2 separate regions of the Homo sapiens genome follow, and region 1 is linked to region 2. Evidence: chromatin contacts called from ENCODE Hi-C or POLR2A ChIA-PET data. All regions are on one chromosome and are shown on one strand. Each heading gives the region's core, a stretch centred on a gene start or an enhancer-like site at or near the end of the contact. The rest is flanking DNA. Distances are from core to core; before and after follow the strand shown.

Region 1 (6,412 bases), core at 1,516-4,015, 450 kb before region 2:
TAAGAGGACCTAAATATGATTTCTGTCTCCTCCATTCTTTATACAACTCTAAGTAAGCTCTTTCAACTTTCTCAACCTGTTTTATCATTGGTTAATGGGGATATCACCTACCTCAGTGTTGAGATGTAAAGAATCCAGGCACATACTACAATTCACCACTTTCTGAGCACAGTAAATGCTTGCTGAGCATGACTAATATAAAGACAGGAGAATCTTTCATAGCACAGCTCATCACTACACATTTTGAGACCTAACATGAATTAAATCACATCTCCTAAAAGCTGCTGATCTAAGTCAGCAATGTCTAGCAGAAGCAATAAAAAGGAAGTCTCACACTAATTTTGTAGTAGCCAATATTGAGTGAAATTTTATATCTAAAATATCTCAAAATAGGACTAGTTTACGAGGCTTAGAAGCCTTGTTTAAAAAATGAAAAGGAAAAAAAGCTAAGGTAAAGCAGAAAGTCTTTTTTAAGTAATAATCATTTTCAGTTTACTGACAATATTCAGACAAGGAAGTACAATAGCATGTTTTAAAATCTATCAAGAGAGCTGAAAACTACTTGAGAGGCAGCTGAGCAAAACGGTCAGAGCTCTCTACTGAGAGTTAGGAGATGAGATTCCAGTTTCGACTGTCACTAATATTTAATAATTGACCTTGGACAAGAGTCTCTGGCTTCAGTTTCCTAATCTATAAACGACTACTGAAAACTATAGGGAAGACTTTAGTACAATTTAATCTGGGTCTTACTTTGGCGAGGCAATCTAGAAAAGTTAACAGAATGGGCTAGGTGGCAACTGCCAAGGTTGGAATCCTGCTTCTGCCACTTATAAGTTGTGCAGTGTTCACACAAAAAGTACTAAAGTACAGTTTACTTAATATTATCATTGATTTACTGTTTAAAATATTTCCCTAAAACGCAAAATTGCATTAAAATACAGAAGCTGAGAAAGCTCCATCTTTCCAAATCATTTTACTGGCAGACACACAAGTAGTTCATTTGAAAGTATTAAAACTCTGAAACATGTTAACATAAGCTAAGTTTAAGGAAAAGATCATATCATATAATATTACACATTAGAGACAACACTAAACACTTATTATAAGGCTAACTGTTCCCACTAAAATATCACACTTAAGGTAAAAATGAAACTTCTGCTACTTATAACTCTTTTTTCTAATCTATTACTGCTAATCACAACACAAACTTATGCTATAACCATAATCTCAATTAACTCCAAGAATGAAAAATCTGTAGAATTTAGAAATATAAAATGAACTTCAAACAACTAAAAATACGTACTGTAGAAGTTACAATCAACCAGTAAGTATTTATCATATGCCAGGCTCTGTGCTTAGATTAAGTACAAACAGCAAAGTATAAAGTTCCTCAAAGTTAGTCACGTTCCAAGGACCTGAAATTTCAGGCAAGTACGTGCTTTACCATCACTTTTCACAAAATAAAAGCCACTCACCTACAAATGTTTGTATTTCCTTTTTGGCCCATGTAGGAATACTTCCCATTGCCCACTAAAACTGTTTCCTATTCAGTTCAGCCCATAAAAATGCCCAATCCGGTCAGTTCCTCACGTCAGGATCCTCACAGTACTTAAAGTGAAAGGCTTCGAAAAAGGTATTTCATCAAATCACAAGGTTCAGTATTTTATGTTCAGTGACACCTACACCTGCAGATACTACAACACATAACTGGGCTAACCTGGGTCAAGTACCTAGTTGCACCGATTTAGTTCTTCCCCTTAAAGTGTTGCTAGTAAAGGCAAACTCTACTTCTTCAAAAAGTCGGCTTTTTGCAATGCCCATTAGGCACTAGAAAAGGGAAATTGATTGGTTCGTCATAGTTGCCCTACTTCCATTTCAGGTCCAAAGAAAAAAACTATTCCATAGGGAGTAACAAGGGGGCCACACGCAAATCAAGGTGGCAGATGCTAAACTGAACTTTGTGATGACCACGATTTAACCGAAAAGGTGATGGATGTGGGGGAGGGGGATGACCCAACTGAGCCATACATGTGCAGCTTGAGATAAAAAAGTCCACTTCATGAAGCAGTCAAAGTAGAGGGTGGGAAACAAACCGGTCGGGCCGAGCAACAACCCCAGGGTGCTGACCGAGCTCGGAGGCGGAGGGCCCTGGAGCCCAGGGACCAGAGAAAGGAGACCTAGGGCAAACCATAGGATCACAAGAACCAGCAGTAACGTGGAAAGGCCAACGCTGCCACAGAGTAGCGTGTAAGGGGACACGAAGAAGGGAGCGATGAGTTAGAAGGGAGTGACAGCAGGAGGGAGACCAGTGCCAGGGGCGAGTGGCAAGTGGCAACTGCGAAAGGCGAGGCACTGGCAGCCGGAGGTGGTGGGACTCTGTTGAGTCAGCACAGCTCCTACTCTGAGGGCACTTGTAGGATCCCCGCTGCTCCTCGGGCCCTGGAGCCCACGGCGAAGGGTCAGGCCCACCTTCCGTACAGATGATGTTCTCTGACGGGCTGGCGCCGGCCCCTTCCCCATTTCACAGGTAAACACTGGCCACCGTCGCCGCTTACCTCAGTTAACATTATTACACCCCGGGGAAGTGAGGTCCTCCCTAGCCTCGCCTCATGGCAACAGCCGTAGCAGCAGCGAAAACTGCTCGGGCCGCCGCCAACGGCGGCAACTGCTCCTTCAGTCTTCTCCCGGGCGGCGGTTTTACTCGGCTTCGCTGGCCTCCCCTCGGCCCGGTCGCTCGCGACGGACGCGCCGCCATCTTGGAAGAGCGACGTCCGCGTCTCGCTGCAACGTGCGTTCCCATTGGCGGGCGCAGGGGCTGCTGGCGTCTCGTGACCGTCTCCATAGCGCCGGCGCGCGGAGAAGCGGAGGTAGGCTGTCGGCAGTCGGCTTGGCGCTGACTTGTAGGACCCCGGGACCGGGCGCCTGGGCCAACTTGGGACCGCTGGGAGTGCAGAGGGGCCCCAGCGCCCGAGCCTTCCGGGAATGGACGTGCGCGCCCTTGGGGCCGGCGCATCATCCACCGCCCACTAGCGTTGGCCCGCCCTGGGGAGAGGAGAAAATGCCAGAGGCCGACACTTGACTGATGGCGCTGCGGACCTCGCTGGTCTTGGGGACAAGGCGGCAGATTTCCTTTAGAAAAACTTCCCTCTCGCGTCTCCCTGGCCCCGCGGCGACCGAAGAGTTGGGGTTCGGCTTTCTTCTCCTGGGATTTAAGTGTTATTTGAAACAGCTCCCTGCGCGGCCCTTTTCTCCTAAACTTTGACAGAAACTTCCCTTTGTCCCTACCAATCCTCAGTGAGTTCTTTACAGGGGTCCGAGACAGGTTGTAGATATGATGCGGCTTATCGGCTTTACCCCGATCCTAGCGGAGTTAGGACTTGCTGATGTAATTGGCCAGCACCTGCCTAACAATGAAGGTTTAGTTATGCTACAAGTAATGCACCTCTAAAAAAACGTAAAACAGGCTTTACGTTTTACCTGCTATCTCCACAGGTTTACTAGCTGCTTAATACAATATGCTTGTATATCAAGGTGAGCAAATTTCAGCAAATGTCATTGTAAATAGTCCCAACTTAAATGGAATTGAACTCTGGAACTCAATGTGCATAGAAGTCCCTGAGACTGACGCCATTCTAGATCTACCACTAGATGGTTTGCGATGTACGGAATTAAAGGCAGTCACTTCTACCTGAATTGTGATGAAAGTAGTTTACCTGAACATGCTGGGAAAGTGTGCTACCCTGTTTTGTATTAGAAACCAGTTTCCAAGTAAATTGAAAAGCAAATTTTCAGACTTGACATTAAAAACACCTCCATGTCATTCTTACAAGAGGTACAAAAGCATTTTAGAAAACTAAAGCCAGGAGTTTCTTCCCTTTTACCAGAATCTTTTCCCTCCATTTAACAATAGTACTGTTGTGCTAAATGAAATTTACTTAATGTATTACTCTTACAGTCTCAAAACAATAAGGGCATTGCAAACCTTGTATTATCTCTATCGTGTCAAGGAAACAAAACGGTTCATTTAAGCAGTCATGCAAAAAATTCAAGAAAAACTGATTTTGCTCAATTCAACTAATTGAAGCAAAGTAGTTTTTCTTGTTGTTTTAATCTGCATTTTGTACATCATTTCCACATTGCTGGACCAGCAAAATTCTGACCTCTGCAATACAATAAAATGTGTTACTGGTATTGACAGATGAAGCCACAAATAGAAAATGAGCATGGAAATCCTACCTGGACTGAGGTATCAAAGGATACCAAGAGATACTAGAGACAACAAGGAACCTGGAAAAAGATAGTGTTCCAACCTGTAAATAAGAAAACAGAGAAGGAGGTTCATTAATATTTAAGATACCAGCTAGTAAATTAAAACAGCAATGTAGTTGTCTGGCTTGAGTATTCAGTTTTATTTACTACATCTTTTTATCTTTTCTAGAAGCAAGGCATTAAGTGTTGACACTTGAGTATTGAACCAATCTGTGATATGACATGAATATGCCTTTAACTTTCAGAAGTTTGTCTACAGACTTACAAGGAAACCAAAAGTAGTCGCTCTTCCAATGGCTTCCTAATTTTCTCAGCCTGAGTCTTTTCTGCAACCTAAAAATCCTATGCTAGCTGGCCTCCCAAGTCCTACCTCACCTCCACCCCTCTGACCTCATTTCTGCTAAGCACTTTGTTCCAGTTACACAGACCTGCTCCCTGCTTCTGTAACACCAAGGCATCTTCTTGCCCTGAGGCCCTTACACTGTGTATAGTTTCTATCTGCAAAGATCTTTCCACCAAATACCTGCATGGCTAGATCTTCCACTTCTGTCCAATCTTTGCTTAAAAGTCATCTTTTTTCAAAGAAGCCTACCCTAATCATCTCATTTAAAATATTGCCCCTTCCCCAGAATCCTCCCTTCCTTGCTTCTGTTTTTTTCATAGTACTTACCTTCTAACCTTCTAACATCGTCATTTTCTATTTTTATTTTCTATTGCCTTCCCTCCGCTAGAATGTAAGCTCCACAAGATCGGGGATTTTTTTTTTTTCATTTTGTTCAATGTTTCCTTAGTACCTAAAATACTAGAATAGTAGATGGCACAGAGTAGATGCTCAATAAATATTTCTTAAGTGAATAAATGAATGGGTGAATCATTGCCTAAAAGACACTAAAAGGAAAAGACCTAATTAAAACTATTTAAAAACAAAATCCTTGGTGTTGAAAGATTAAATTATTTAAAAGTTGGCCATTGTGTGTTCTCTTGTCTTCCAATTAATAGGAACATCACTTCTGCCACTGGAATGTTGAAGTGTATGACAATTGTTACTTCCACTAGAATGCTACAGAAAAGTTTAGGACAAAATTGTGAGCTATGCCTTTTCCTTCACCTTTTTTCTTTTCCTTTTTTTAAATTTGTTGTAGAGATGTGTTCTCACTATGTTGCCAGACTAGTCTCTGGACTCCTGGCCTCAAAGATCCTCAGGCTTTGACCTCCCAAAGTGCTGGGATTGCAGGAATGAGCCACCACACCTGGCCTCCTTCACTTTCTTAAATACATCTTGGGCATGAGTCAAAGTTAATTTCCTAGGAAGGGAAGCAACAAAGCGAATAAGGTATACTATTTAAGAGACTTACGGAAATTAAGGAGTTATATAGTTGGAAAAGAGAATGCTTATAGAAACAGCTAGCTTAAAAAAAAAAAGCACCTAATTTGATACAGATTCCATGTCTTAAAAACATCCTATTCATATCAGTTGTTACAGAGGAAACCTGGGACAGGGTGATCTGAGATGCCTGGTTCTTTGGCTATCAGAAATTAAAACAAAGCAAGCTATCGTAAGGGATGCATCTGTGACTGTTACTGCAAAAGGTTTGATTCCTCAGCAGCAGTGTCCAGTCTGTCTGATTAACACAGGAAAGCATGACAAAAAGAGGTAAGAGGCAAAAGTCAAGTGTGTTTTTTGAGACGGAGTCTCGCTCTGTCACCGAGGCTGGAGTGCAGTGGCGCTCTCTGCTCACTGCAAGCTCCGCCTCCCGAGTTCACGCCATTCTCCTGCCTCAGCCTCCCGAGTAGCTGGGACTACAGGCGCCTGCCACCATGCCCGGCTAATTTTTTTTATTTTTATTTTTTTATTTTTAGTAGAGACAGGGTTTCGCCATGTTAGCCAGGATGGTCTCCGTCTCCTAACCTTGTGATCCGCCCGCCTCCACCTCCCAAAGTGCTGGGATTACAGGCGTGAGCCACCGCGCCCGGCCGTAAGATGCTTTTAAACAAGCCACTGCCAGTGATTTCTAAACCTACAAGCAAAAATTCGGAATATCCAAGTTGCCTGTTTTTTAGTTTTGAAACAAAAACAATTTCTTCTACATATTCAGGTTGTCACAAATTGGCTCTAATTGCTTTTTGAGAAGCAGGAAAAGTA
Region 2 (5,682 bases), core at 511-3,010:
CCTTGAGTCCATCTGAAACAACAGACTGGGGGAATTGGTGGGGTGGCTTTATTCTTAGCTACAATACTATTTTTGTTACAGAACTAAGTCTTTTGTGAATTGGGAATTTTAATGGAATTTTGTTTTTCAAAGCTTTTATATTTATTTTTGCTCTTTGGGAATCAGATGCAGTGTAATTTTTCAGCTCTTCAAAGTATCAAATTTCTTGACACTCTCATTCCTTTTCATTTCTAGTTAATTTTTGTCTGAACTAACCTTTTTCTTGTCGTACCTTGCAGTCAGTGGCAAAAATCAACAATATATAAGAACATCATGGCCTCTTGAACCCTCTTGTTCGCTGAAGCTGCAGTTTCACTAGGCAATTGGATTGCCTTTCGAATAGCTGTAGGCTTTAGTTTTACTGAATGTTTTTTCATTGGTATGAGTTGCCAGTATTCCAGCTTGTTTTGTCTGTTTTTTTGCTACCTGATTTTGGCCACTAAGCTAATACTTAAGTGTTGAGCCTTTGTTACAGTCCCAATTCATTTCAAGTTGTCAATTCACTTTCTCTGTTAAGCTAGGCTAGGAGTAGTAGCACAGAGACCACAAAATAATCAGTGGATAATCACAATAATATTTTATTTCTCATTCACGTAAGAGTCCTGGAGTTATAGGCATTTAGGACAGCACAGCAGCTCTCCTGTATTCTTCAGGGCCCTGTAGTGATGGTAGCTTCGAAATCAGCACATGGCTTCCAGTGTTGCTCAGGATGTCTGCATCCCAGGCACTAGAAGGGAAACAGCATCTGGACGAGTGCTCATGGTCATTCTGTAAAGGCTAGATCTGAAATGGCACTTGTTACTTCTACTCACATTCTGTTGGAGACAAGGTTGTCACTTTACCTAACTGCAAGGGAGGCTGGGTTGTATATGGTAGGAGGAGAGAAACATTAGTGGCTGGCTTGTGGTCTCTGCCACAAGATGATGGGAAGGAATTTATGTATGTCAAGTATATGCATAAGCAAAAAGAAAATGTTTACCTTAAAGACAGTTGGACTTAATGATTAGATGATAAGGGACCAAAATATGGAAAAGGAACTGTGAACTAATCATTAATATCATGTGATACTCTGAAAGAGATAACTATTTTGATTTTCTAAAAATGCAGCAAAGGCAAAGAGGGGTTAATAAAAGTTGGCTTCTGGGATTGTATACTTTAGAGAGTGTGTGACTTCCTGAGGATACAGTTTTATATTTATTTTGGCATTTTGTGAACATGACTAACATGTTCTCCATACGCATCAATTAGTGTAGTTGTTCTGAAAAAATAAGATATTTTTAGATCTCAGTTGTGTTTGACCCTAGAGAAAGACAACACACACACACACACACACACACACACACACACACACACACACACACGTCGTAGAGAAGGGAAGTAATGGGGGATGAGGCAAGGGGTGAGAACTGAACATTTATTTGTTCAAAGGTTTGACCGTGATTTTCTTGGCTTTTGTTAGGAAGAATATAGCTAGATTTAAAAGTAATTCTCGGATAATGACTAGACACAATTCAGTAGTGTTTGCATGGCTCTTGGCAACTGATCACTCCCTGGAATACACTGAGAGAGCTGGAGAGGGGGTTTCAGTGCCTGCTCTTAGGTTTTTCAGAATTATGGCTGAGATCCCAGTAGGTCAGCAAGGTCTGTCTCTCACAGCAACCATTGGTTCCTAGAAACCCTTAGGGTTTACTTATGTTCTTGAATGTTTGGTTTTATTCTTAGTTCCTGTTTTTCCTTCCTGTCACATCCTAGACCAGGCCACTTTGCATGTCATTCTTGAGTTCTGTAGTAGTTTGGTACAGGCTACTCCTCTCTTTCCACTTCAGTATATTCTGTGTCCGGCTTTTTCCTGCTCATAAAACCTTAAATTACTGTACGTTGTTCAAAGGATATATTTCAGTCTGTGCCTAGACAAAGCCTAGTCCAGCAGCCAGAAGTCTTCAGTTCTGGCCCCAGTTTTGCCACTAACTAGCTGCATGGCCAAGGAGAAGTGACTTATGAGAATATATCTGTCCCCAGCTTCTCTGTGAAACAATAAGCATTCTAAGGAAGATTAGAAAACATTGTGTTTGGGCTGGGCATGGTGGCTCACGCCTGTAATCCCAACAGTTTGGGAGGCCAAGGCAGGCAGATCACTTGAGGTGAGTAGTTCAAGACCATCCTGGCTAACATGATGAGATCCTGTCTCTACTAAAAATACAAAAATTAGCCAGGCATGGTGGCACACACCTGTAGTCCCAGCTACTAGGGAGACTGAGGTGGGAGAGTTGCTTGAACCCGGGAAGTGGAAGTTGCAATGAGCCAAGATTGTGCCATTGCACTCCAGCCTGGGCAATAGAGTGAGACTCCATCTCAAAGAACAAAGTTCAGCCAGGCGCGGTGGCTCATGCCTGTAATCCTAGCACTTTGGGAGGCTGAGGTGAGCAGATCACCTGAGGTCAGGAGTTCGGGACCAGCCTGGCCAACATGGTGAAACCCCGTCTCTACTAAAAATACAAAAATTATCCGGGCATGGTGGCACGTGCCTGTAATTCCAGCTATGTGGGAGGCTGAGGCAGGAGAATCACTGGAACCCGGAAGGCAGAGGCTGCAGTGAGCCGCTATCGTGCCACTGCATTCCAGCCTGAGCGATGGAGCGAGACGCCATCCCCCCCCCAAAAAAAAAAGAAAGTAAAAAAGAAGAGAGAACATTGTGTCCTACATCCTTTTCTTGGCCATCTGAAGTTGTATAGTGATATATTTTAGATGTTTCGGGAAATCCTGTCACAAAGTGACCTGTTTACCTGCATTAAACCTTGCATAGCCTTCACCAATTGGCCAGCAAAACCTTTTGTTCACATAACATATTAACATTCCACCTCCACACAAATAGTGTTACCCAGAAGACACACTTAGAAATAATGAACTATGTTGAGGATACTAGAGAGCTTCTGAAAATGTCTCCACTTTTTCATCTTTATCACCTATTAAGAATGGCAGCTTTGAAGTAAGATGCCTGGATATAAACCCCTCACTTAGTACACAGACAATTTTGGGCAAGTTACTTAATCTTTTTGCTCTCTGGTTTCTTCTTCTGTCAAATGAGGGCAATAGAAGTTTTTACCATGGGGTTATTTACAGGATTCCATGAGTTCACACAGGCCTAGTGCTCACAGCAGAGCCTGGTATGTAGTAAGCATTGCCCATTATCAATAGGCACTTTGCCTATCTCCTCCATGGTGCCTTTCACTTTCCCACACTTTACTTTTACTTGTATCTTTCCCTTATGTAAAATGACCTCCTCATCCTCATAATTTAACTAGCAATTTCTTTAATGAGGTGAGCAAGACACAGTGAAAAGAGAGAAGTTTTGAGTCACACAGATTTGTATTCTCATTCTAGAATGACCATTTACAAGTTGTATTACCTGAGTGAGTTACTCAGCCTATCTTGACCTTAGATTCCCTGGCAATCTGGGATTATTATAATATGATCCACAAGTGTGCTGTGAACCTTCAGGTACATGATTATACATTCTCTTTCTATCTCTGTCTCTGTCACTCTCTCTCTCTCTCTGTCTCTCTCTCTCTCTCTCTCTCTCTCACACACACACACACACACACACACACACACACACACTGTCTATATCTAATCTCTGTCTCTCTAGATAGATGGATAGATAGATGGATAGATAGATAGATAGATAGATAGATAGATAGATAGATAGACAGATATTCTTAATGGGTGATGCTAATGATGTTAAAATCCGTTACTGGTAAATATAGGTATTTGGTAAATGCAAACGTGATATTCTTATAATTATTATAATTATTAGCTTAAATCCTGTTCTCACTCTGGCACCTTTTCTGACATCTGCAATCCAACTAATGCAATTTTCCAGAGAATGGTAAGAGATTGACCTCTGTGTATTGCGCATCCAGATCAATTTATTATTGATATTGTTAGTATTTTACCTTGTCATCAACAAAGTATTTGAGTTATACTTTTATTTTTCCAGAGGACATGATATTTCATTCTTCACATGGGAGGGGTCACTCAGATATGATTTAGACTAGAAAGAACCAGCGAGGGCTAAGGGAAGCAGCTGAATATACTTTTCCTCTCACCCTGTTTATTTGCTGGACTTGACATTCAGAGTTAACAGTTCACTAAAAAGGTGTGAATGTAGGTCTGGCCATGACTGGCAAAAAAAAAAAAAAAAAAAAAAAAGGAAATACTAATAAAATAGACAAAATTTCACCAAGATTTTTAAAGAAAATAATTAAGTGTGGAGGGATGTATGAACATTATTAGAAATGGGAATGGGCAGAACAGTGATTCACTTGTGATATTAAAATCTTAAGTAAATACAAAAAAATTGCTGATGATTTTAAAAATTTAGATAAAATGGATTTTTTTTTTTTAAAAAAACATAAATTGGCTCAAGATGAAATAGAAAATCTGAGGAACAATAATCACTAAAGAAATTAATTTAGGCTAAGAAGAAGAGTGAATTAAACCAGTAAAGTTTATAAGAAGTATCCTGGACAAGAGAAGAAACATAAAATTGGTCAAAATTAGAATTAGGAAAAATGTATTTTGGAGGAGAGATAATCTTGACCAGATAGGATCAGGGAGGTTCTTTTCAAGATGGATTAGACCTGGATAGTAAAGGAGTAGAGGGAACAGAGGAGATTTGCAGCAAATGCAGCAAAATGGTCACCTGTTTTAAATCAGGCATGCTTCTCCTACTATTTTTGTTACTTTTCTAGATATTTGAAATATTTCTAGGTTTAAAATTAAGTTTTTAAAAGGATGGATGAGGTGAGGCAGGGAGGGGGAGGCATGTAGAACTGTGAACAGAAAGACTCATCTGGAGTCGATTTTTGTTTAGAAGTGCAGGAGGAAAGTGAGCTAAAATTAAAGCCACAGAATTTTAGAGTATTATGGGAACCTCCCATTTCCCATTCCTGCTACCCTGACAGAGCTGCTTTTAATACCCTAGATGCTGAAAGCTTAGGAAGCTTTTTGATTTTTTGTGTTTTGTGTTTTGTTTTATTTGTTTTGAGTGAAATCATTTTGGCCTTCCTTTTCTTGGTTATGGGAAATTGTTTCAGTGAAAATTTCCTACAGGCTGCTTAAAAGCCACGCACGGAACAATGGGCCTTGTGGCAAGTGAATTGCGTGTGGGGAAGTACTTAGAGTTTAATGTGAGTTATTTTTATTTCCATTCATAGACATGTCTCAGTGAAGTTCAAATTATCCCTTGGACAATAGAAGGCAGTCTGTTAATTTAAAGCTAGACTTTTTTGGTTCCATAAAGCCAAATTTAGGATTGATTTCAAAAGCTAAATAAACAACAGTCTACCTCCCTATTAAAAGTGAGTGTGTCAGGTTTCTGTGTACCTTAGTCTTTAAATAATGTCCACTTAGCATTTCTACAAGGGGCCTTAAATATTTAGAAAGAGGCTATCCTTTACAATTATACCTTGTTTGTTAAAGGGACACTCAAAGGTTGGGGCTGTCTTAATCTTATTACTAAAATTCTGTAGGTGTCACATTTATTTTAACAAATTAAAATAGAGGCTGGAAAAGTTAGGGTTATTGCAGGTGGTGTGATTGGAAATATTAAGAGGGAGCATCGTCTAGAATCCTTAGAGATAT

What was found. Hi-C counts contacts between places; a loop is a spot of excess contacts on that map. ChIA-PET counts read pairs that join two places held with the same protein, here RNA polymerase II (POLR2A). Pooled maps may share reads with other maps.
Region 1: a pooled map shows a loop between it and region 2 (2.4-fold over the local background). The contact joins the promoter of SNX13 here to the enhancer-like site in region 2. A Hi-C loop is called at or near these places in 1 of 37 single-sample maps with no recorded cell type and 3 of 50 pooled maps. POLR2A ChIA-PET finds 5 or more read pairs at or near these places in 2 of 52 experiments (GM10248 and WTC11).

The regions. Positions count from the first base shown.
Region 1 is chr7:17,937,729-17,944,140 of GRCh38, forward strand. SNX13 (sorting nexin 13) reads right to left here and starts at 2,766. Exons shown (of 26, transcript NM_015132.5): 1 at 2,556-2,766. The coding sequence starts at 2,567.
Region 2 is chr7:18,388,696-18,394,377 of GRCh38, forward strand. It overlaps a transcript of HDAC9 not described here. Among named protein-coding and RNA genes, the nearest start is that of HDAC9, 100 kb to the right of the region's middle. Within about 2 kb of position 1,761, at least 2 of the 41 ENCODE cell types and tissues checked have a DNase peak (open chromatin) inside an H3K27ac peak, as active enhancers do.